Linked DNA regions of Mus musculus: regions 1 and 3 are each linked to region 2. The links are chromatin loops, found by intact Hi-C in ENCODE. Cell type or tissue: heart. All regions are shown on one strand.

The links. A loop is a pair of places that touch in the nucleus more often than their neighbours do. Peaks named below come from ENCODE experiments on the same cell type or tissue, not always from the same donor. Only the 100,000 strongest peaks of a DNase experiment are listed, where the experiment ranks them.
Region 1: it touches region 2 in a loop (3.0-fold over the local background); 23 of 42 quality-filtered maps call a loop at or near these places.
Region 3: it touches region 2 in a loop (4-fold over the local background); 14 of 42 quality-filtered maps call a loop at or near these places.

What each region holds. Positions count from the first base shown.
Region 1 is chr12:75,769,406-75,777,405 of GRCm38, reverse strand. Gm40447 reads left to right here. Exons shown (of 7, transcript XM_011244246.1): 3 at 5,495-5,601. Among named protein-coding and RNA genes, the nearest start is that of Sgpp1, 38 kb to the right of the region's middle. In heart, a CTCF peak has its summit at 4,507 (motif pointing right); a DNase peak (open chromatin) is centred at 4,565.
Region 2 is chr12:75,665,114-75,673,113 of GRCm38, reverse strand. It overlaps Wdr89 (WD repeat domain 89), which reads left to right and starts at 3,577. Exons shown (of 2, transcript NM_028203.1): 1 at 3,577-3,642. Gm34717 (a long non-coding RNA gene) reads right to left here and starts at 3,389. Exons shown (of 3, transcript XR_381697.2): 1 at 3,033-3,389. In heart, a CTCF peak has its summit at 3,673 (motif pointing right); a DNase peak (open chromatin) is centred at 3,443; H3K4me3 peaks cover 2,535 bases; H3K27ac peaks cover 1,860 bases.
Region 3 is chr12:75,731,980-75,739,979 of GRCm38, reverse strand. Sgpp1 (sphingosine-1-phosphate phosphatase 1) reads left to right here and starts at 4,251. Exons shown (of 3, transcript NM_030750.3): 1 at 4,251-5,067. The coding sequence starts at 4,417. In heart, no CTCF peak of the experiment used is centred here; DNase peaks (open chromatin) are centred at 4,209, 4,949 and 6,469; H3K4me3 peaks cover 3,237 bases; H3K27ac peaks cover 1,692 bases.

The sequences.
Region 1 (8,000 bases), 100 kb before region 2:
GGTCTGCTGCAACTAGGCTTCACCAATCACCTCTCATAGGCTCTCTTTATGGTGCCAAGCCTCAACTTCTTTGCAATACCCCTTCAGTCCTGGGCCATCAACTGCAACTGAGGCTGTACCTTCACCAATGGACTTTCCTAACCTCTCATAGTGCCAAGCCTCAGCTGCTCTCCATGACCCCTTCATGCCTTCAAAACCAGTACCACCTGGGTACTTACACATTACCAATTCCAGCTGCAGCACAAGGTACAATCTTGTCTATCTTTGGAACACAGCTTCACTGTGCTCTCAGAAAATACTTCCCAGAAGATTTCACCTCAGTGATGCTGGTCCCTTCTTAATCACCACTAATTTCTTAGCTCCAGATAACCAGCATCAATTGTCCTAGTAATCTCTACTATTCTTTACTCTAAAGCCAGAGCCACTTGGCTGAAGTTGCTGAGTTCTGCTGCTTGCTGGAGCTCAAATATGGCTCCCTTGTTCTATTACATTATCATCAGCTTTCTGTTTTCCAACTCCTTCACTGCCTAAGCTTGGCTATCCTGGAACTTGCTCTGCAGATTGAACTTAAACTCTGATATCTCCATACCTCTGACTCCTGGGTTCAGGGATCAAAAGCATGTTACAACCACTCATGGACATAAGTTTTTCTTTACCTGGAAGTCTTTCTGTACTAGGCTTTTCTTAAACTCAGAGATCTCCTTGCCTGTCTCCTTGAATTAAAGATGTGTATCACTATGACCATAAACTTTTCATGGTCATTTTTCCTCAAGATTCATATCAAAAGGGTGTATCATCTCACATCAAGATCCTAATCAAAAGCCAGTATCTTCCAGCCTCAAGATCTGGATCACAGGTATGCCCTCCATTTCTGGATTATGTTCATTTCAAACTAAAAGTTCAATGGACTTTTATTAGGCTCTTAAAGGCCCACTTAAAACATTCCACTGCTTTCCAAACCCAAAGTCAACCACATTCTTCCAAACAAAAGCATGGTCAGGCCTATCATAGCAATACCCCACTCCTGGTATCAATTTCTGTTTTAGGGTTTCCATTGCTGTGAAGAGACACCATGACCAAGGCAAATCTTATAAAGAACAACATTTAATTGAGGATGGCTTACAGGTTCAGAGGTTCAATCCATTATCATCATGGCAGGAAGTGTGGCAGTGTCCAGGCAGACAGAGTAATGGAGAAGGAGCTGAGGATCCTACGTCTTGATCTGAAAGTGGTCAGGAGAAAGATCTCAAGGAGGATCTTCCATGCAGCTAGGAGATGGATCTCAAAGCCCAACCCCACAGTGACACACCTCCTCCAACAGGGCCACACCAATTCCAAGGAGGCTATATTTCCTGGCCACTCTCTGGGCCAAGCGTATTCAAACCATCACATTACTTGTTGTTGCTGTTGTTTTGAGAGACAATGTTCAATGTAACACAGGCTTCCCTAGAGTTTTCTAGGTAGCCCAGGCTAGCCTTTAACTCCTAATTCTCCTGTCTCAGCCTCAAAAGTGTTGGAATTGCAGGCTTCTCAGGATTATAAAGATGACTCCACTTCCTTTTTAGATTTTTAAAAAAGGTTTATTTATTTTTATTTTATGTGTGTTGGCTTTTGTCTGCATGTGTGTCTATGTGAGGGTGACAGATCCCCTAGAATTGGAGTTACAACAGTTGTGAGCTGCCTGTTGTGGCTTGAGTTCTAGCCAATTTTAATTCCAAATGTAATAAAGTTGACAACCAAAAATAGCCATCACATTATGACTTTTGAGTAAGGCCAGTGTTATGGTTTGAATAATAATGGCTCCCAGAGGCTCCCCCATAGGTCGCCATATTTGAGTGTTTAAATTATCAGGGAGTGGCATTACTTAGAAAGATTAGGAGATGTGGCCTTGTTGGGGTGGGTGTGGCCTTGTTGAAGGAAGTGTGTCATTGGGGGTGGGCTTTGAGGTTTCAGAAGCCCAAGCCAGGTCCCGGGACTTTCTTTTCCTGCTGCCTGTGTATCTGAAGGTAGAGCTTTCAGCTACTTCTCCAGGACCATGTCTGCCTGTGAGCCACCACGCTACCCACTATAACAATGGACTAAACCTCTGAAACTGTAGGCAAGCCGCAATTAAATGCTTTGTTTTATAAGAGTATGCTGGATAGTTCTATATCACCTTGATACTGGCTAAAGTCAATGAGAGGAGGAAGCCTCAGTTAAGAAAACAGCTTCCTATGATCAGGTGGTAGGCAAGCTTGTGAGGCATTTTCTTAATTAAGGATGGATGGAGGGGTGGAGCCCCAGCCCAGTGTGGGTGGTGCCATCCCTGGGCTAATGGTCCTGGGTATAAGAAAGGAGGCTGAGCAAGCCATGGAGCAATGCAATAAGCAGCACCCCTCCATGGCCTCTGCATCAGCTCCTGCCTCCAGGTTCCTGCCCCATGTGAGTTCCTGCCCTTACTGTTTTTGATGATGATCTTGAAGGGTTCCAGCAGGCCTGAGCGTGGCAAACATGGTGCCCATGGGCTCTGGCTTTTACCTCTTTCAGCCACCAAAGTCTATTCCCTTATCTGTCCACTGATTTATTCCTGAGACTGATCACCAAGGTCCACTATCAAAACCCCAAGGTTTGGCATTCAGAATTCCTTATTTTGACTTACCTAATTAACACATCCAATCAGAACTGTCCCACACTTCCTAGCCCATTCCAACACACACCTCCCCTTTTTTCCCTCTTAAAATTGACACCTGCAAAAAAAGAAAAATTGTGTCTGTCTGATTCAGATTCAGACACCATGTCTCTTAGCCTTGCTTAATGAAGCAACCGCTTTGCATTTGGTTTGTGCTTGGAAATTGGTGTTTGGGTCTGGTCTGTGCCTAATCTGGGGTCCAAAGGGGAATACCCTGCGGTACTTGGGTCCCTTCAGAACTGGTTTATGGAACTGTGAGTGAAATAAACACTTTCTTCCCTGTAATGTGACTTTCACAGACTGGCCAGAGGTTTAAATAAAGACACAGAGACTCATATATCTTAAAGCTTAAGCCTTTAGCTCACACTCCCTCCCAGCTACGCCAAAGCCGACTAATTCTGGCTTACGTCCTGCCAGGTGGCCAGGTCTACCTCTGTGCTTGCTCTGAGTCACTCATCCATCTCTGCACCTGGTGCATGGACCTCCTGCTTCTGATATCTTCTCCCAGAGACTCTCTCTATATACGGAAGTTCACCTTCCATTTCCTGCTCAGCTATTGGCTGTCAGATTTTTATTAAATCCAGCCAGCAAGTAAGGAAGAATGAATGTTTACAAACTATGAGGCTGGTAATGGGCCACAGGAATAACAATACCGAGTTCTGGCGAGCACTCAGCTCTCTACCTGGTTTGGCAATCAACAACTGAATATACAGAGATGACTTTCACACAATGTGCGAAAGGGGACCCCAACATCTCTCCAACTTGCTTTTTGTCCCGGTGCTTTATCACAGCAACAGAAATCTAACTAATCCAAGTTGCCTCAGTCATAATATCTCTTCATAGTATTAGAACATGGCCCAAGATACCCAGCATGTACAGCAATGGAAGTCAACACGCATCTATGTGGTAAGAAAGAAAGAAAGAAAGAAAGAAAGAAAGAAAGAAAGAGAGGAAAGAAGAGAATAGAAAAAGAAAAAGAAAAAAGAAAAAGAAAGAAAGAAAAAGAAAAAAGAGGAGGAGGGAGTCGTTTCAGATAAAAATTGACAAGGCCCACAGCAACTTTCTTAGGCTTTGACCATTATCCAAAATAAAAGTGGTAATTCTTAAGGTATCTCATGGTCCTGGCTTTTCAGATGGCTGCCCCGACTTTTTGTTTATTTTAACATGGACTCTGGTACTAGAACCCAGGTCTTTCTGCTTGAAAAGCAAGCACTTGACTGAGTCACGTCTCCAGCCCCCTCACTACCTTCTTAATCTGCTTGAATTCTTAGATTGTTTTCTGTGTATAACTAACTCTTGTTTCTAATACTGGGCAATTCTCCTGCCTCAGACTCCCTAGTTCTTGGGATTATAGAGTGAGTTGTCAGGCCCTGCTAAATATTTCATCTCATTAAATTAATTGATCCTCAAGTCTGATGAATAAGCTGGCTGAATCACTTATTCAAAGAAAGGCTATCTTGTACCCCTACCTCCAAGGTGCATCCGTTCTGTCAGTATTTGAAATAATTTTACTATCCACCATTTACTATGTCTGCCTCTATTAATTTCATTTAAAATCATCCTTCATGGGGCTGGGAAGGTGGATCAATGGTTAAGGGCTCTTTTTGCTCTTGCAGAGGACCCAGGTTTGATTCCCAGCATCCATTGGTGACACGTGATCACCTGCAACTCCAGTTCCAAGGGACTTGCACCTGAAGTAAATGTCTTTCTTTTCTTTTAAGTATACTATTAATTAAAATTTAATATATTTATATGATCTTGGAATGTTGATAAGAGTTTTTGTTGTTCTTTTTTTGTAAGCAATTTTTAAATTTTTATTATTTTTATTACCCTATTTGTGCACCAAATACATGCAGTGCCTGTGGAGTCCAGGAGAGGGCACCAGATCCTCTTGGAACTGGGGTTACAGACGATTGTTAGATGCCACGTGGTGGTGGTGGTGGTGGTGGTGGTGGTGGGGTGCTGGGATTTGAACTTGAGACATCTGCAAGAACAATAAGCACTTTGAACTACTGAGCCATCTTTCCAACCTAATGCTGTTGTTAAAGGTGACCAGAGTTCAGATCCTAGCACCTATATCTAGTGGCTCACAGCTGCTTGTAATGCCTGCTCCAGTGGATTCCTTGTCCTCTTCTGACCTCCTTGGGTACCTGCATGTATTTGTATATACCCGTCTAGAAACATGGACCTGGTGTTGTGCCCCATGCCTTAAAACATTTAACAGCTTCCTTATTAGTATGATAAAATGGTTGATTCATTTGGAAGGTCTAACAGTTATACATATATACAAGTAACAAATGTGATGGGCTGCAGAGATGGCTCAGCAGTTAAGAGCACTGACTGCTCTTCCAAAGGTCCTGAGTTCAAATCCCAGCAACCACATGGTGGCTCACATAATGGGATCTAATGCCCTCTTCTGGTGTGTCTGAAGACAGCAACAGTATACTCATACACATAAAGTAAATAAATAAAAAATTTTACAAATGTGTATGAGCCGGGCGTGGTGGCGCACGCCTGTGATCCCAGCATTTGAAGGCAGAGGCAGGCAGATTTCTGAGTTCGAGGCCAGCCTAGTCTACAAAGTGAGTTCCAGGACAGCCAGAGCTATACAAAGAAGCCCTGCCTCAAAAAAAAGAAAAGAAAAGAAAAGAAAAGAAAAGAAAAGAAAAGAAAAGAAAAGAAAAGAAAAGAAGAGAAGAGAAAAGAAAAGAAAACCAGAAAAACAAAACAAAACAAAAATGTGTATGAAGCAAAACAACAACAACAAAACAGACTTGAAAGAAGCTTAATCCTACAATAATCACTAATGTGTTTTGTTTTTCACAGTCTTGCATGTGGCAGAGAGACACCAACTACTTAAGAATGTTGCCCATCACGTCTCTGACTTTTGGCTAAGATCAAGTATAAAATTCTGCCTTCGAGGAAATAATAAGGTACTTTATTCTGAGGTAAATGAGTGACATCTGCCCTGAAACAGACTCAAGTTTTCGTGGATAACATGTCCCATCATTAAAGAGGTTCTACACACTTTTATAGCCAAAGTCCTAAGCCGAAATCCTTGATAAACACCTTCCTGGGAACTTAGATAACAAAGCTCTGCTGAGGGAGAGGCACTACCTCATCCAGCCCTTATCTCAGATCATTCAGAGACCTGATTAGCAATGCAAGCAAGAGATGTTTGCCTACTATGGAGACGGGGTGTTAGGTGACATCCAGAGCTTGAAAGCAAGCAGATATGCCTCACCTGTGATCCCAGACTTTAGGAGGCCAGGTTGGAAGATCAGGATTTCAAGGTTATCTTCAGTGACCCTAGGCTACTGTAGCCCCTCTTAAAAACCAAAACAAACAAAAAATTGTTTTCTCAGTAAAAAACAACTTTGCTTCACACTGGCTCTTCCTAAAATTCTTTTCTTCTGGTGTTCGAATCTCAGCTTCCCTGTGAAATACTCACCAGGAGGCTGCAGCTCTGCCCTGGGCTCGCTCTCCTGCTGCCGGGGGACAAATGAGGGATGTTGTCTGTCTGTCTATCTGTCTGTCTGTTTGCATTAATACACAATTTTACTATTTTTTAATTGTAAAAGCACACTTGCATGCTAATAAGATACATGTGCTTATAGCACAGTATCCAAAGACATTAACGTTTTCAGGTGGTTTTTGTTTGTTTCTTTTTTGAGACATAGTCTCACCATATGGCCCTGACTGGCTTAGAACTTAGTTATGTAGACTAAGTTGACCTTGAATTCATAGAGTGCCTCCTGCTTCTGCTTCCGGGTGCTGGGATTAAAGACAAGATCCATTCATCACACAGAGCAGTTATGTTAACTTGATACTTAAATGAGAGATGACAATGGTAGAAGCCATTATAATTAAACTACTACATTTCTATAACAGAATGTGTGTGTGTGTGTGTGTGTGTGTGTGTGTGTGTGTGTGTGTACTGCAATCCATAACAGACAGTAGTCTTGAATTTGAGCTAAGGATCTCAGACTGTGTTCGGTTGTGTTGTATGGTTGTGTACTGGCTGGTTTTGTGTCAACTTGACACAGCTGGAGATATCACAGAGAAAGGAGCTTCAGTTGGGAAAGTGCCTCCATGAGATCCAGCTGTAAGGCATTTTCTCATTTGGTGATCAAGGAGGGAGGTCCCCTTGTGGGTGGGACCATCCTTGGGCTAGGACAGATGTGATGGCTCATGCAGTGTGAAGTCTAAACGTTTTGTGTTTAGAAGCCAGGCTGCAGAGAAGCCACACAATACAACATAGTGGGGATTTGTGGTGGGGGCTTGCTGAAAACACCTTAGATTCATTACACGTTCTACTTGGAGTTACTTTTAGTCATCATGCTTTCAGAAATCTTTTATTCTTGCTTGATCTTTTTTTTTTGTCATTGTTTTGATTTGCTTTGTTTAAGACAGGGTCTCTGTGTATCCCTGGCTGTCCTGTAGACCAGGCTGGCCTCGAACTCACAGAGATCCACCTGTCTCTGCTTCCCAAGTGCTGAGATTCAAGGCGAGCATTACCACTGCCCAGCATCTTGCCCAGTCCTTACAGAGCCCCCATGGGAACCCCACTTTCTGCCTCTGCTTCCTGAATGTTGGGATCAAAGGCGTGCACCACCATGCTGGCTCAGTGAAGGAACCTTTCATTCCTTTGTGGAAATCTTGGCTTAAATTTCTTCTTAGACTGAACCAACCATTGAGATGGCTCGGCTGGTTAAGATGCCCAATGGCCTGAGTTTTTCATTTGAACCCACGTGGTGGAGAAGTGAGAGAATCAATTTCTACAAGTTGTCCTCTGACTTCCACAAGTGTACACACATGTATCCATGTGAACACACACAGACACACACATACACACAGAGTAAAAAAAAAATGTGTCTCTAGGGGATTTTTCTCCTTTTAAAATTAAGTTTACTTTTAATTAAGATATAGTTATATTATCTCCCCAGTCACTTTTATTCATATTCCCCCTGGCACTCTCTGAAATTCATGGACTCTTTTTCTTTAATTATTATTGTTATACACACACATACATACACATAAAAATAAATATGTAAAAAAAACCCACTGAGTCCATTTCATATTATCTGAATATATGTATGTTTCTAGGGTTAACCACTTGATATTAGCTAATCAGTTAGGGGCCTCATCCCTGAGAAAGATGGACTCTCCCTCTCTCAGCAGTAAATTGCCTGTACCTCTTCACTTAGGAGTGGTTTTACACACACACACACACACACACACACACTCTGTTCATGCTGAAATGTCAACTGGTGTTATCATTCAGGTTTTGTTTAGGCATCCGTATTGTTGAGATTTCCTGGGTGCAGTAGTT
Region 2 (8,000 bases):
CTGCTGCTGGCCACTTGTATACAAGTAGTCACTGCTGACACTGCTCTTCTACTGAAGAAGGCTGACAAGCTGACTCTGGGGAAGGAACTGTTCCTGACTGCCCCACATTTGTTTGAGGTCCTCCTATGAGGCACTCCAGAAAGATAAATGTCACCCAAGTAACCATTACCCAACACTGCTACAGGACCAGTCCACATATCTGGTTCTGTATAACATCAGTCCTCAACCCTGCTAGCCTGTTACCGGATGATGAGTCTGCAGAATGGACCTGATTCAATCCGTTGGACCTGACCTGACCAATGCTCCATTGCAGGAGGCAGACGAGGTAATGTATACTGATGGGAACAGTTTTGAGACAGGGTTTCTCTGTGTAGCCCCTGGCTGTCCCAGAACTCACTCTGTAGACCACGCTGGCCTCAAACTCAGAGATCCTTTTGCCTCTGCTTCCTAAGTGCTGGGATTACATGTGCCACTGCCACCCAGCTTGATGGGAGCAGATTTGTCCAGAATGAAATTAGGTATACTGGGGCTGCAGTGGTAACCCAGGATAAGACTATCTGGGTGTAATCTCTTAACCAAGGGACCCCAGCTCAACAAACCAAACTCATAGCACTAATTCAGGTGCTCCATTGGGGAAAAAACAAGGTCACCACTATCTGGTAAGGCTTTTCCATAGCCCACATACTTAGGGCCTTGTACTGAAAAAGAGGGCTCCTCACCTCCAACAAGGGAATCAAATATCAAGGGAGATTCTGACATTGTTGGAAGTCCTCAGGCTACCTAAGACAATGGCCAATGGTCAGCAAAGGTGAAGTTCCTCCCAAAACATAGGGTAACAGGGTGGTAGACTTGGTCACCCCGGAGGCAGGCCTAGACTTGTCTTCAGATTTTGGTGATGTTGACTGAATCTACTTCAATGTTCCAACTAGACATCAGAGGAGATTGTCTGGGCCAACTGAGAGAGTGCCAAAGAAAATCATAAGCTTAATGAGCTTTGATGGATGCTGCCAGACAGAAGGCCAGTCCTTCCAACAGCTCTTAGAAGACAGCTGGTAATGGAGCTCAACCAAAGCCATGAATCTTAGGGTCATAAAAACTGCTGAGCTCCTCGGGCCTGGATACTACATGCGCCACCTAGAGTCTTGTCAAAGACTTCCAGGTGTGTCATCTGAGCACAGGCAAAGCCCAAAGGAGGAAGAGAAGCCCTGGCTGGGATCCAGGCCCAGGAACACCCTCAGAGAGGACTGGGAACTGAACTTTACTGAAATAAAATAGAAATAAAACCTATTGCCTTTGGGTCTACAAGAACATCCTAGCTTCTTGGGTTGAGGAGATTTCTACCCCAACCAGCAGAGGCTGCATCAATTACCACAAAAGCTTCTCCAGGAGTTGGTCCATAGGCTTGGATTGCCCATATTCTGGGGTCTGACACGGTCTGGCCCTCATAGTCAAAATATTCCCAAATCTGGGAAAAGCGTTACACACTAATTAGACAGGCCACAAAGCTCAGGACAGGATAAAAAGAATAAAAACAAAACTCTTAAAATACGGCTTTAATAATGGCAAAAAATTGGGCCAGCTTTCTACATTTTGCCCTCCCGAGGGCCAGATGCACCAGTCAGAAATTACTAACCATTGCCTTCTCAAGTCCTTACAGGCCCTGCAAGACTCATCAGATCATTGGAGAGGCTGTATCTTTGTCTCCTGTCTGAGCCTGCCTGCAAGTTCCAGCCTGGTGACCTCATATGGGTAAAGAGGATCTGGACTGGAACAGCAATGAAGGTCACCCCATGAATGCACCATATCCAGCTGAAGGAGGCTACAGAAAATAATGACAAATGAGTTGTCACTAGGTCCTCCAAACCCCTAAAGACTGACAAGGGCCCTAGAATCATAGTTGTCCTATTTTGTCTTTTTCTCTCCTTTTGGAAAGGCTCCCAAGTCCCCATACGTCAGGGCACTGGGTATAAAAATGTAAAAAACCAGAACCAGGGAGCTCTTAACCAATCTATCCACTGAAACCCAAACTACCTTCCAGGTAGATTTCTGTAAAGTGCTACAACCAGAGACTACTGGGGCATGGCTCACTTGCTCCTGGGGAGAAGCGCATCCCTGGGTCCAGCACTATGGCTGCAGTTGATGCCCCTTCCCCGAAAGCCATTGTTCTTGGTTGGATAGCAAAACTGAGTCCTCTCCGGGTTACACGGATCCCTTCATAGTCCTAAAATAAGAACCATCACTACCTGTGATATAAAGATCAGGGCATGGCAAAGACCAAAACCCCGGGGGGTCAGGTTACAAGCCCCCTAGGATGGCAAGCTCCCAACTCCAATTTCCCCCAGGAATTCCCTTTAGTAACTTCATAGATAAAGGTCCAGAAGGCAGTGGAAGCCAGCATCTCAGTGTTCAGGATATGAAAAGAGTATGTCAGTTCCCTAACCATTCTTAACCCACTGTAGGTCAGGACTCCTGGCTATGCCATGACACCAAGACCGATATTAATTAGAAACTGCAACTAATCAAACAATAATCTCTATCTCCAACTCTACTAGCTGTAAATGGGACCAACCTAAACTCACCTTGGGGGGATTTCCAGGGGAAGGATACCTTTTAACAGCACCAAGATATATCCCCTAGTTAGTTCCCCTTATTCAGATTCCTGTGGGTATACACAGCACGTTAATTTCACGAGTCCCAGCCGAATGTATTTCCAGGGACAATCTGGCTTGTTTGCATTATCGCTTAACCAAGTACGTATTTTCTGAATTGTTTACACTGGAAAACGCGGTCTCATGGTTGTTATACCACAGGTATTCATCTATAATGAAAAGAGGGTAGAGTCCACCTAAACTAGATTCAGGGCTTCTTGGTGTTCAAGGACAGAGCTCATTCCCCTATTGGTAGGGCCAGATGTCATGTCTCCACTACAGTTGGAACATCAGCCCTGTATCAAACTAAAGTTTAAAAGCAACATCAAAATAGGACAGATGAGACAGGACCTGACCATTATGGACTTCAATTCCCAGAGTTACCTGGGGCCGAGGCAAAACTACCTCCAGATTTTGTAATTGCGCTCCTGTCAACCTTGAGTCATAGCCATGCTGGAGTGAAGGCCGGATACTGCTCGTTCAAACCCGCCTGTATAGCTAGGCTTTGTGATCACGTGTGGTTATTTCAGATCCACGAAATCCTGCCTCAGCCCCACTCCTCTGGTCCGCGAAATAACTTTACACCCGAGTCCGAGGAAGCGGAAGAAGTGCTGGAAGAAACTGCAAAGCCACATCCGCATGAAAAGGCGGAATCGGTGACGATCTTGCCTTTTATTGGCCACACGTCCAGGAAGCTGGGTCCCAGGGACTTCCGTTAACCTGACCTAGAGGGAGGTGTTGTATGGCGTGGTCCGTAGACCGAGTTACGCATGCGCAGACCTTCTGCCCTCGTCCAATCGGAAGGTAGCAAGCAAAGGCGCGCGGCTCCCGCTTCAGAAGAGCCCGCTGGTTATGGTCCGGCCTCTGTGCTATGGACCAATCCGCTTCAGCTTCCTCTATATTTTTACCCAATCAGAGCCGGAGGGCGGAGTTCCAGCCGGCCGTGGGCAGAGCGTGCGTTTTCTCCAGCTCCAGTGTGGGGTTTGCTGCGGAGGTACTTTCTGCTGGGCAGGGCGGGCAGCTCTCTCGACCGGCGGCCACTGGGTGGCACGCGCGTGGAGAGCCCTGGGCGGGGAGCGCAGAAGGGGAGCGGGTGGTGTGAGAGGGAGCACGTGCATGCGCAGGGACCGCGTGGGTCTCTGTATGCCAGGATGTGGGGTCCATGCCACCCGAAGGTCTCTGCTTCAGTTTCGAGGAAGGGTGGGTAGGTCCCTGCTCGCTCTTGCCTGCCCTTCCTCTCACTCATCCCACACCCACCTCCTGGCTCCGGCCTTTTTCCACATCAAAAAGCAGATTTTTTCATTTGGTACGCGGAGCCAAGTCGTACAGTATGTGCTGTGATGCAGGCTACTAGGCTAAGTTCCTTACGTGTGTGGTGTCATCTAGGCCACACAGCTGTCCACCGAGCTAGGTGCTGGTCGGGTGTGGTGAAGCACACCGGGGATCCCAGTACTGACTGGGAGGGAGGTAGAGGCAAGAGGATCTCTTTGAGTTTCCAGCTAACCAGTGCTTCTTGGGAAAACTTTGTCATGCACACACACACACACACACACAAACCTAATTCACAACGAAAACCACCCAAGAGGCAGTGCTGGCAGCATCTTATTTTTGTGAAATGTCTCATTTAGGCTAACTCTGACAACTTAAATTGAGGGAATTCAGCTTCCACAAATGTAAAATTAAAGATAGTACAACTAGTAAAACGCTCCTGTTTTCTTTCCTAACTTGAAATTGTTTTAAAGCCGGGCAGTGGTGGCACACGCCTTTGATCCCAGCACTTGGGAGGCAGAGGCAGGCGGATTTCTGAGTTCGAGGCCAGCCTGGTCTACAGAGTGAGTTCCAGAACAGCCAGGGCTACACAGAGAAACCCTGTCTTGAAAAAACAAAAAAAGAAAAGGAAAGAAAAAAGAAATTATTTTAAAATCCTAAACAGTGTACCAGGAAACCAGTTAATTGGTTATTATCCAAGTAAGATGAACTGGTAGGAAGGCATCAGTCTAAAGGTCTACTTCCTAACTTTGCTTTGCAATCATCAGGTTGTTAAAAAGTGCATGGTCCGTGCCAAATTGCTTCTCAGTGTTGTGATAATTCAGTGAAGATGTGGACTTATAGTCTATGTTATTGGTATCAACCATACCTGTTTCTGCTTCTTGTTTAAAGACCACAAAATCATGCAGCCTAGTTAACAATGTAAGTGTGAGATACCTCTGTGTTGACTACTTACCCGCCTATCTTGGGGTCAGGACAGTACTATCTAGAGAGCAGAAGTGAGAAGTGTCTAGCTCGTCTTTTTACCTTAGATTTTATAGAACAGGGCAAAAGTAAGTCAGCCCCTGTGACTGTTGAGGTTTCTTTCGTGTCCACCTTTGTTTAAAATCTTGACTGTTTTCTGCAACTTTCAGGGTTGGTTGGTTTGGGTTGGTTGGTTGGTTTGGGGTTTTGGAGTCAGGGTTTCTGTGAGGTTCTGGTGGTCCTAGAGCTCACTTTGTAAACTAGGCTAGCCTTAAACTTAGAGAACTTGGTGTTCTCTCAAGTGCTGGAATTATAGGCTTTCACATCAACCGAACTGCACCTTCTATTTATTATAAATAGAACTGAAAACATTGTGTGTTTTGTGTGTGTGTATGTGTGTATCTTTCTTGTTGTTTTTGAGGCAGGGCTTCAACCTATGTAGCTTTGGCTGACCTAGAATTTAGGCTAGCTTTGAACTCACAGATCCACCTGCCTCTGCCTCCTGCATGTTGGGGTTAAAGGCCAGTGTCTCACATCCAGCTTAAGACATTGCTTTTTGTTGTTTTTTTGTTTTGTTTTTTGAGACAGGGTATCTCTGTATAGCCCTGGCTGTCCTGGAACTCACTTTGTAGACCAGGGTGGCCTTGAACTCAGAAATCCACCTGCCTCTGCCTCCCGAGTGCTGGGGTTAGCTTTTTGTTGTTATGGTTTTTTTTTTTTTTCTTTCCCACTCTTATGCTAAAAGAACAAACAAAACAGAAACCCTACATTTCTACATTTTCAGTGGTCTCTCTAAAACAAAAGACAATCAAGTGGAGAAAAGAAGAAAACCTCACAGTCTCATTGTACTTTAGTCTGGACTCAAGCTCAAATGTATTAGTTGGAATATATACAGTTCACTGCTAAGCTTTCTGTCTTTGAATATTTTATTACATTGTGTGTGTGTGTGTGTGTGTGTGTGTGAGAGAGAGAGAGAGAGAGAGACAGAGACAGAGACAGAGACAGACAGACATGGCACTGCAACTGTGGAGGTCAGAGGACAACTTGGAATTTGCTCTTTACTTCCCCCTTGTAGGTCCAGGGAATCAATTTTAGGTCAGATGAGCACTCCCACTGGCCCTGTTGTTTTTGAAACAGGCTCTTGCACAATACCCCAGGCTGTCCTGAATTCACCATTTACCTTAGGTTGGCCTCAAAACCAGTGCCTCAGCTTCACAAATGCTAGGATTATAAGCCATCATAGCTGAATATTACTAAAGTTTTGAAAGGGTTTATTAGTCTCAGATTCAGATGGCTGCTATAACAAATTACTACAGATGTAGTGACTTACGACTGAATGCATGTGGCACTGAAGAGATGGCTCAGGGACTAGGAATGGTTTCTGTACAGGGTATGGTGGTCTATGCCTTTAATCCCAGCATGCTGGAGGCAGAGGCTGGCAGATCTCTTGAGTTCAAGGCCAGTGAGTTCTACCTAGTGAGTTCTGGAACAGCCAAGGCTACAGAGAGAGACCTGGGCTGTCTCCTGACCTGTAAAAGCTCCCTGCTCTTGCAGAGGACCCAGGCTCCATCTCCAGCATCCACAGTGAGCAGCTCACAAGGCTCATTCATTTCAGCTCCAGAGGAGCTGGAGCTGCTTCTGGCCTCTGCAGGCACCAGCACACAGGCACTTGCAGACATGCGCACATAGGTAAATGAGCAACACGAATGTATCATCTTTCAACTAAAATTTGTGACTGGGCTAATGTCAAGGTATCAAAGGCCTCCTGAACTTCTTGGTGCTCTTGGGGAAGCTGTGTTTTCTAGCCTTTTTGAGCTTCTATATTGGTTAGGCTGTGGCTCTTTTTACCTCTTAGAGATGGTTTCCCGCTCTAGCCCCTGCTGGCCTTGAATGCATGGTAACCTTTCTCTATTAAGTTTCCAGGTGCTGGGATTACAGATGAACCCTGCTTGTAGCACCTTCCTCTTGTAGCAGTCAGTAATGGCTGCTTCCACTACCATCTGCCTCCTCCTCCTCCAGCCAGGTCTCCACTCCCTGCCTCCCTCCCCTCTGAGGAAACTTGTGATATGTAGAGCCTTCCCAGATAGTCCATTTTATTTTTTCCATTATGCTTAGTTAGAAATGTGAAGCCTTTTTTTTTTTTTTTTTTTTTTTTGTCAGAACGAGAAGTCCTGATGTGTTCTAGGGATTAGGTAGGACTTATGTGTCTTTGGGAGTCATTACTCAGCCCTCCGCAAAGACTCTGAAGGGTAAAAATACCCTGTGGCATAGCAGCATCTGTAGTGGGGACTTTAAGAGGAAAAAGCTTACGTAAGGTAACTGGTAAGGTAGACCTTCAAACTGCTATGAAAGACCTGAACATCTCTCAAACTTCAGAGGTAACTGAATAATCCTTTGCTGTAAAATTAGAATTAATCACTCAGAAAGGTGTCATCTTAAGAATTCATGTGACTTGCAGTTCATGATGGTTTTGATCGATGCCATTTTGAATTATTTATGAGATCATAACACTAGTGTTCTTGGGAGAGTTTGCTATTCTGAGGCTTCTTTCCCAGTTTACTGTAGTCATAGGTTTGTACCTATCCCTCACTTTCCGTAGCATGATCTTAGGTGATGGGAATTTATGATAAGGAAACCAGCCTTTCAGACAGCCAAATCACTTGGGAGCAACAGTGTATTGCATGGAGAAGGCCAAGTTTGAGGGTAGGAGGGAAACTAGAAGTTGTAGACAGAATCCAAAGTCTAGCCTTAGCTACATGGTGAGTTTGAGGGCAGCCTGAGCTACATGAGACCCAGTGTCAAGACAACAATAACAAAACCCAACCCCTTCAAATCTCGGAGTCCTGTTGCTTCCGAGATATTTGGTAGGCTTTATGGAGAACTGGGTTCCTTTTCTGTTCTGTGCAAAACCCAGCAGCTCTAATGACCTCAGAGTTTACCCTATCCTCACTCAAAGTCATTACCTTTTTGTTATTAATTTATTATGTATATGAGCGCACTGTTGCTGTCTTCAGACACACCAGAAGAAGACATCAGATCCCATTACAGATGGTTGTGAGCCACCATGTGGTTGCTGGAAATTGAACTCAGGACCTACTGGAAAGAGCAGCCAGTGCTCTT
Region 3 (8,000 bases), 67 kb before region 2:
ATGGAGGCTTCTGAAATTTATAGTTCATGAATGCCTGTCAGGGGCTTGGAGATTTATCACACTAGTGGAACACTTCCTTGGCATGTGCTAGGTCTGAGTTAGAAGCCAGCACTTCAAGATGAGACAGAGAAAAATGTGGAGCTCGGATGTATTCCAAGGAAGGGCTTTTAGCTATAGTGTCATGCCTTATGAATGCTTCAATCTTACAGTCCTGCCTAGAAGTTTGTTCTGCTTATCCAGCAGGAGTGAAAAAGCAAACAAGGCACTCTCAGTACCTAGCAGACAATTCCCATTCCCTCTCTACCACTTTCTATTGTTTCAATAGCACTGGTGAAGTGGCTTAGCTGGTAACAGCTCCTGCAGCCCTCGGATACCAGTCTAAGAAACCCACTAGATAATCCCCAGGACCCACATAATGTGGAAGAGAAGAACATACTCCACAAAATTATCCTCTCACTTCCTCACTGATGCCATAGCATGAGCACCCACCCATCCCCACACCCCCCCCCACACACACACACATAAGCAGCAATAATGATAGGCTAGAGAGATGGCTCAGGGGTTAAGAGTGACAGCCTTTCTTGCTGAGGAATTGAGTTTCCTTCCAGGACACTGAAAGGGCTGCTCAGACAGCTGGAAACAATACCCTTTACATTCTCAACGTTTTCTTTTTCTTTCTAGTTATTTATTTGGAGGGCGGGGGGAGTTTTGAGACAGGGTTTCTCTGTGTAGCCCTGGCTGTCCTGGAACTCAATTTGTAGACCAGGCTGGCCTCAAACTCAGAAATCCGCCTGCCTCTGCCTCCCGAGTTCTGGGATTAAGGGTGTGCGCCACCACGCCCGGCAACATTTTCTTTTTAAATTAAAAGATTTCCAATGATAAGACCTCAACAATCTTTTGATCTCCCCCACCTAGTAAAACAATTGTTTACACAAAGGGTGATGGCCTTGGGCAGCTGAACCCTTCTCCCCCTTTTTTTACTTCCTTTATCCAGATTCTTTTAAAACTAGCCAGTCTTGAAAGACTGTGGGGTCAGACCCCAGCCAACGGGGAAATATCACCACCTTCCTTGAAATAAAAACAAACAAACAAACAAAAAACAAAACAACAAAACCACGTGAAAGCTGTGTTTGCTGGAGCAAGCCTTTAACCCCAGCACTGGGGAGGGTTGGGCTATCTCTTGAGTTTAGAGCAGCTACATAGTGAGTTCCAGGCCAGTAAGACCCTGTTTAAAAACAAAACAAAACAAAACAAAACAAAAACCAAGAACAAAACCAAGTGAACTTCCTGCCTCTAAGTTTCCGTGTGTGTGTGCTCACACACGCACTCGCTGTGTGTTGTGTGACACCAGGAACATTTGTTTCCAACACCTAGAAATTAAGTATTATGCTTACCCCAGTGTTGTAGTAGCACATGCCCTTAATCCCAGTACTGGGGAGGCAGAGCCAGACAGATCTCTGAGTTCAAGGCTTACCTGGTCTATTGCAAAGTAAGTTCCAGACAGCCAGGGCTACATAGAGAAACCCTGTCTCTAACAAAGAAATGTAATTTATAATTCCTTAGCAGAACATTTAGGTCTCCTTACAGTGAGATTTCACATTACTCCTCTCTCTGGTGAACTCCGGCTGTTTTAAAGCCCCACTGCCATTCTTTAGATCACAACAATTTAAAGATTGTCAATGAAAACTATTTAAATAATATTTAATCTGTTCGCATAGGTTAGAGGACAAAGCTGTAGAAGTCAGTTCTCTCCTCCTTGAGGTGGAACTCAGGTCCTCAGGTTTGGTGGCAGGCCCTTGCTGCTCTGAACCCTCTTATCAGCCATCAGAGTGTGCATTTATGGGGTTAAATTCCTTCTAAATGGAGTACACAGACATTCCCAATTTCCATTGAAATTTCACCAGATTTCTGGAAGTGTTTTTCTTTTCCTTCCAGCAGAGGCTACAGAGCACAGAGTTTTCACAATGTATACAAGACCTAATGACAAGAGTGGCCTTTGTTCAAAGGCTCTACTGGAGGTGGAAGGCACAGGGTCAGAAGAGTAACTACAAAAAGTGCTTGTTCCTGATAGAGAGCCAGTAGGATTTGTGACAGAAATTCAGACAGAAATTAGGAGAACTGGGTTTGAGATACAGAAAAAGAATATACAAGTAAGATGTTAAATAAAAGTTACAGAAGTCACAGAAGACCTTTATTTTAGACAAGGCTCTTGCACTAGGCTCAAAACAAAAACAAACAAAAAAGAACTAACCAAAAACAGACACTCCTTGCTAAAGGTCTGTGCCATAAAACTCAACCTGACTCTATCTCCACTCTATAAGGAGAGTAACTTTGAAATGGCCACTTTCCCCACATTTTATTTTTTGAAAATACTTTAGCCCCTCCTGCTTCAACTTCCCAAGTGCTGGAATTACAGGCAAGCAAAACCATACCCAGTTTGGAGGCATGGATTTTTTTTTTAAGTTCATACATTCATTTTTATTCCTTCAATTATTCAATATTTGTGTTGGGTGCTAAGGATATAGAAATAGAGGGTAGTGTTTCTGAGGCAGAGGCGAGAGGATGCTACAAGTTCGGGATCAGTCTTGTTTATATAGCTAAATTCCAGGGTATCCAGGTTACATAGTTAGACCCTAGGGGTGGAGGGGACATATAAAAAATTATGTGTGATGTCCATCCTGTAACCCTACAATTTGGTGGTCTGGGGTTTCAAGACAAACAAAATACTCAGTTGTAGCAAACACCTGTTAGCTCAGTACTTGAAAATCAGACTTGGTCTCCACAGCAAGTTTCTGGCCAGCATAGCATGTTTTATTATAGATTATTTTTGCCAAATGCTAATAATGGTCTTTATTATTCAGAAACATCAACTAATAACACTACTCTGTGTATGTTCTGCTGGGCCCAAACTCAGAGCTTCCTGCTTGCTGGCTAAGAAGAGACACCCATAGCAAACCATGGTTACTTTGTATACCATTCTTCAGGCCCAGTATTCCTTTTCTCATGCTTGTCTGCTTTCCTAGGCTGTAAACGCTTTTACTTATTTTGATACAGTATCTTGTTATGAAGCCCCAGCTGTCCTCAAACTCCAAATCTTCCCATGTCAGCCTCCAAGCGCTGGGATTCGTCTGTGCTCCCTCAACCTTTCCAACCTCAGCAATTCCAGGGCCAGGGACTCGAGGCAATCCTCTTTATGACTGCAGCAAGTGGAATAGGAGGAGCTGGGAAGCAATCTTTCTTGGGAAATGAAACTATTTCTCATGGCTTACCAGCATGGAGCATTTTCCAGCCTCTTTCTTGGAAGTAGTTCAGTCTTTAATTATAGACATTCGTTTGCCTTGACTGAAAATAACTTCCTGGAATTAAAACTTTGAAATCTTTTAATAAAATCGGATCCATCTAGAAGTTAAAGTCAAGTTTGTGACTTGCAAGACAATCCTGTTAAGATTCTAGTTCAGCCTATCAGATTCCAAGTTCAAACCTGGCATGGTGCCCCAGTAACCCCGAGTCTTGGGGGGCTTCACCAGAAGGATCAACAGTTCAGGGCTAGCCTTAACTACATAGCAAGGCTGAGGCCAATCTCGGCTAAATGATATACCCTGGTTCAAAAACAAAAACAAAACAAAACAAACAACAACAACAAAACAAAAACAAAAACAAAAAAACAAACAAACAAAAAAACAAACCCGAAACTCACAAAAAGAAAACGATAAAAGACAAAACAAAAAATACCCTCAGAATTCTCCACGCTACATTCTCCCACTAACTATGTGTTCTGAGCAATCTTGCTAAGTGCTAGAATTTATTAAGGAAATTTTACACCTAAATTCGCTTAAGAGACGTATGTGATGAGTGACAGTCAGATTTTACTTGGTAGGTGACTGGCTTTTCCTTTGCAGACCACAGCTGTGTCAGCGATCACATACCCAGGCTCTGTCCTGGATTATCTACGGTTTTCTAATCTTGCCACCGCTGGTCAATTGGCACGTGGCTTTCCGGACATCAACCATCCGAGACAGCTCTGAAATTAGTTGCTAATTAATGGCGTGAGTCGGACGATTCCGGTTTCGCGGCGGTTACTTTGCCTCCATTCATCACGCCCCAATTGATTCCAGGCTAATAAAAGCCGCGGGCAGCTCCTGGGTCACCAGCCCTGCCTAGACCCGCACTGTTCTTCGCACAGCAACCAGGAGCACCGGGAGGCGGGGCTTCGGCGACAGCTCCGGGCTGCGCGCGCGGCGCGGGCCTCCGTGAGCGCGCCAGGGGAGGGGCGCGCGGGGCGCAGGGCGCGCGCGGCGGCCGCTGCGGCCTGTTGGCGCGGTCGCCGGCAGCCTCGAGCGAGTCGAGCTAGGCACCGTGGCGGCTGTGGCTGGCGAGGAGCGCGTGGCCGGATCAATTCCCGAGTGGCCCGCGACCATGTCCCTGGGGCAGCGGCTGGCTCTGCTGGCCAGCCGTCTGCAGGAGCCGCAGCGGGTGGCGAGCTTCCAGCGTCTGTGTGGGGTGGAGGTGCCGCTCAGCAGCCCGGCGGCGGACGAGGATGCAGAGACCGAGGTTCGCGGAGCCCCGGGAGAACCCCGGCGACGGGGACGGCAGCCGGGCGCTGAGGACAGCCCCGCCAAGGCGGACTGCTGCGGTGCCCCGAACGGCGTGCGCAACGGGCTGGCGGCCGAGCCGGGCCCGACCGGGCCCCGCCGCGCGGGCTCGCAGCGCCGCAACTCGTTGACGGGCGAGGAGGGCGAGCTGGTCAAAGTGAGCAACTTGCCGCTCTACTACCTGTTCTGCTTAGGCACGGAACTGGGCAACGAGCTCTTCTACATCTTATTCTTCCCCTTCTGGATCTGGAATCTCGACCCCTTTGTGGGCCGGAGGCTGGTGATCATCTGGGTGCTGGTCATGTACCTGGGCCAGTGCACCAAGGACATCATCCGCTGGCCACGGCCGGCCTCGCCGCCTGTCATCAAGCTGGAGGTCTTCTACAACTCGGAATACAGCATGCCCTCCACGCATGCCATGTCAGGCACCGCCATCCCCATCGCCATGTTCCTGCTCACCTATGGCCGCTGGCAGGTACGCTGTGCCCCTCAGCTCCACGGTCGAGTTTCCAGTGCTTTCTGAACTTTCTTTTTCCCCTTTTTTTAAAAATTTGCCTCTTCCCGTCCAAAACCCCAACCCACAGGTTCTCACAGTACCCACGCAGGTCCTGTCAGAGTTCTAGAAAATTAACTGATGACGGTTCTTAAACACTAAACTGTATTTTAATACAGTTGGGTATAGTTTCTTAGACCCCCACCCCCCAAGGAAACACTTTTCGTGCATTGAATCCTTGAGCTTAGACTGAGTTTTTAAACTTAGTTCGTCTGATGCACAGTGGTGATTCAGTGTACTTAAAATGAAACACTTGGTAACTGAGACCCGGTTTCACTGCAATACATGGTGTTTACAATGTAAAATTAAAGAGTGTTTTCAAAACAGTAGTATAATTTCGGCACAGGCACATTCCAAGCACTAAAGTAATGACAGTTAAGAAAAAAAGCCGAAAGGTAAAGGAACAGAATCTAGATGAGTTCGTCGTAAAGGATTGACTGCAGGTCTGTTAAGACACTTCACTTCTGTCTCTGGTCTGGAGAACCAGTTGTTAGTTGCTACACTGTTACTATGGCGGTAACTGTAACCCTGCAGTTATAGGCTTTGCCTTCCGAGGAGCTGGATTGGTTATAATGGCGTTTGACATCGGGGGCAATTTGTCCATCAAGAGTTTTTAATGGTAGTCATTTTTTTAATTTGCCTGCGTTTTGGGGCTTCCCTAATTTGAGCTTCCTAGGGTTTGTTTGCAAGTGATACTTGAGTTTACAATTTAATTATCTTTCACACAGAAGCAAAATATATTTGTCTACTGGTCTTGCTTTATCTGTCTTAAATTGTATGATTTGTTAGTCTTTCGGACCAGACTCTTAAGAATAAAGTGCATCGGTTTTGGAGAATCTAGGAAAACTCATTATCTTTTTTTTTAACTCCCTTTTATTGCACAAGATTGAGAAATGCCAACTGTGCTGTAAAACTCCATTATAGGCTTACTTAACCCACGTTGAGTTTCAGTATGGGTAAATGTTGCCAGTATCATCCCAGGCCCTCTCTACTGTGCAATTCATCTGTTTTACAGTAACAGAAATCAGGCATGGACCCAGGAAGAATGACGGAATTAGGAGGGGAGACTAAGATAGAAAGTTCTTTTCTTATTTAACCCCTGGTGATACATGGTCACATTTGGATTGTAAAAACAGTGTTGCCTGTTTGGGGTGGAAAAAAAATATCTAAAAATTCCCATCTGATCTAATTATTCCAGAAAGTGAGATTGTCAATGTGTTCGGCATGCTGTTTACTGTGACTGTGTGCTGCTGTTTGTCTTACTGATGGGGGACTTTCTACTGTCTCTTCTCTGATGGGCTGCTGCTAACACTGCGGGAGGGGGCAAAGGAGAGGGAGAGAGAGTGAGAGAGAGAGAGTGAGTTGGTTCTGCTCTTTAGTTATTCAGGACACACGCTAACAGGAAGTCTGAAAATAGTTCTGCTGAATTGTTTATGGGGTGTAGCTATCAATATTTTAACATTTCAAGGCCACTTGAATAATCAGGCTAAGCTTGTATTCTAGTTTTTGTTTGGTTGGTTTTTAGGCAGGATCTCACCGTAACTCTGGCTGGCTTGGAACTCACTATGTAGCTCAGGCTGGCCTCAAACAGGAATTATACACAACCTATTGTATTTAATTCAACATTTGCAAATCATACAGGCTTTGAGATTGCAGCCAGGCAGGGTGATAGAAATCATCTAGTCTTAAACAGATCTCTAAGGCAACCATCAACCCACTCTATGTATATAGATTTTTCCTATTGTGAACATTCCATACTGGAGGAACCTTGCACTATCAAGGCTGTTTAACAGGATTTTGTTTTTTCACTTAGCTTTTTTTCTTTTTCTTTTTTTGGGGCTTTTCAAGACAGGGTTTCTCTGTGTAGCCCTGGCTGTCCTGGAACTCCTCACTCTGTAGACCAGGCTGGCCTTGAACTCTCAGAGATTCCCCTACCTCCCAGGTGCTGGGATTAAAGGCATGTGCCAACACCACCTGGCATTCACTTAGCATTTTAAATTCTTTTAACAGTTTCATACATGGGCATACATTATATATATATATATATATATATATATATATATATATAGTTTACCTTCCCAGCAGCCTATTAAAGATCATGTTGTAGTATATGCCCAGGACTTGGTTCTTTTTTATTGGTGACTAGTGTTTCATTGGATGCATTTTTTTCTCCATCAGTTGGTGGCCATTTGGGTTTTTGTTTGCTTATTGATTAATTGGTTGATTGTGTAGTGTTGATTGTGTAGTCTAGCTGGCCTGGAATTCAGTATAGAGGAGGCCACTCCTAAACCTGTAATCTTTTTTTATTAGCCTCTCAAGTGCTGTGATTACAGGCAGGTATGTCTCAGTATGCTTGGGTTGGCATACTTCTATTTTACTTCTTAAAAGGATTTATTTTATTTGTGTTTATGTGTGTTAGTATGTGTGTGTATACACATGTGTGGGTACGTATGTGTGTGTGTGTGTGCATACAAGGGTGTACTCAGGTGCCCATTGGTGATCAGAAAGGAGCATCAGGTTCCCTGGAGTTGCATTTATCTGAACGCCGTGATTTAGATGCGGGCCCTCTGCTGGAGCAGCTAGTTCTCTTCATTGCTGAGCCATCTCTCTGGCCCCAGTGATGGATGATCAGGGCTGGAGAGGTGGCTCAGCGGTTAAGAGCACTGACTGCTCTCCAGAGGGCCTGAGTTCAATTCCCAGCAACCACATGGTGGCTCACAAACATCTGTAATGAGATCGGATGCTCTCTTCTGGAGTGTCTGAAGACAGCTACAGTGTGTTTATAATATAATAAATAAATAAATCTTTAAAAAAATAAAATCAGCATTATTTTCATTATTGGTTCTAGGAATTAA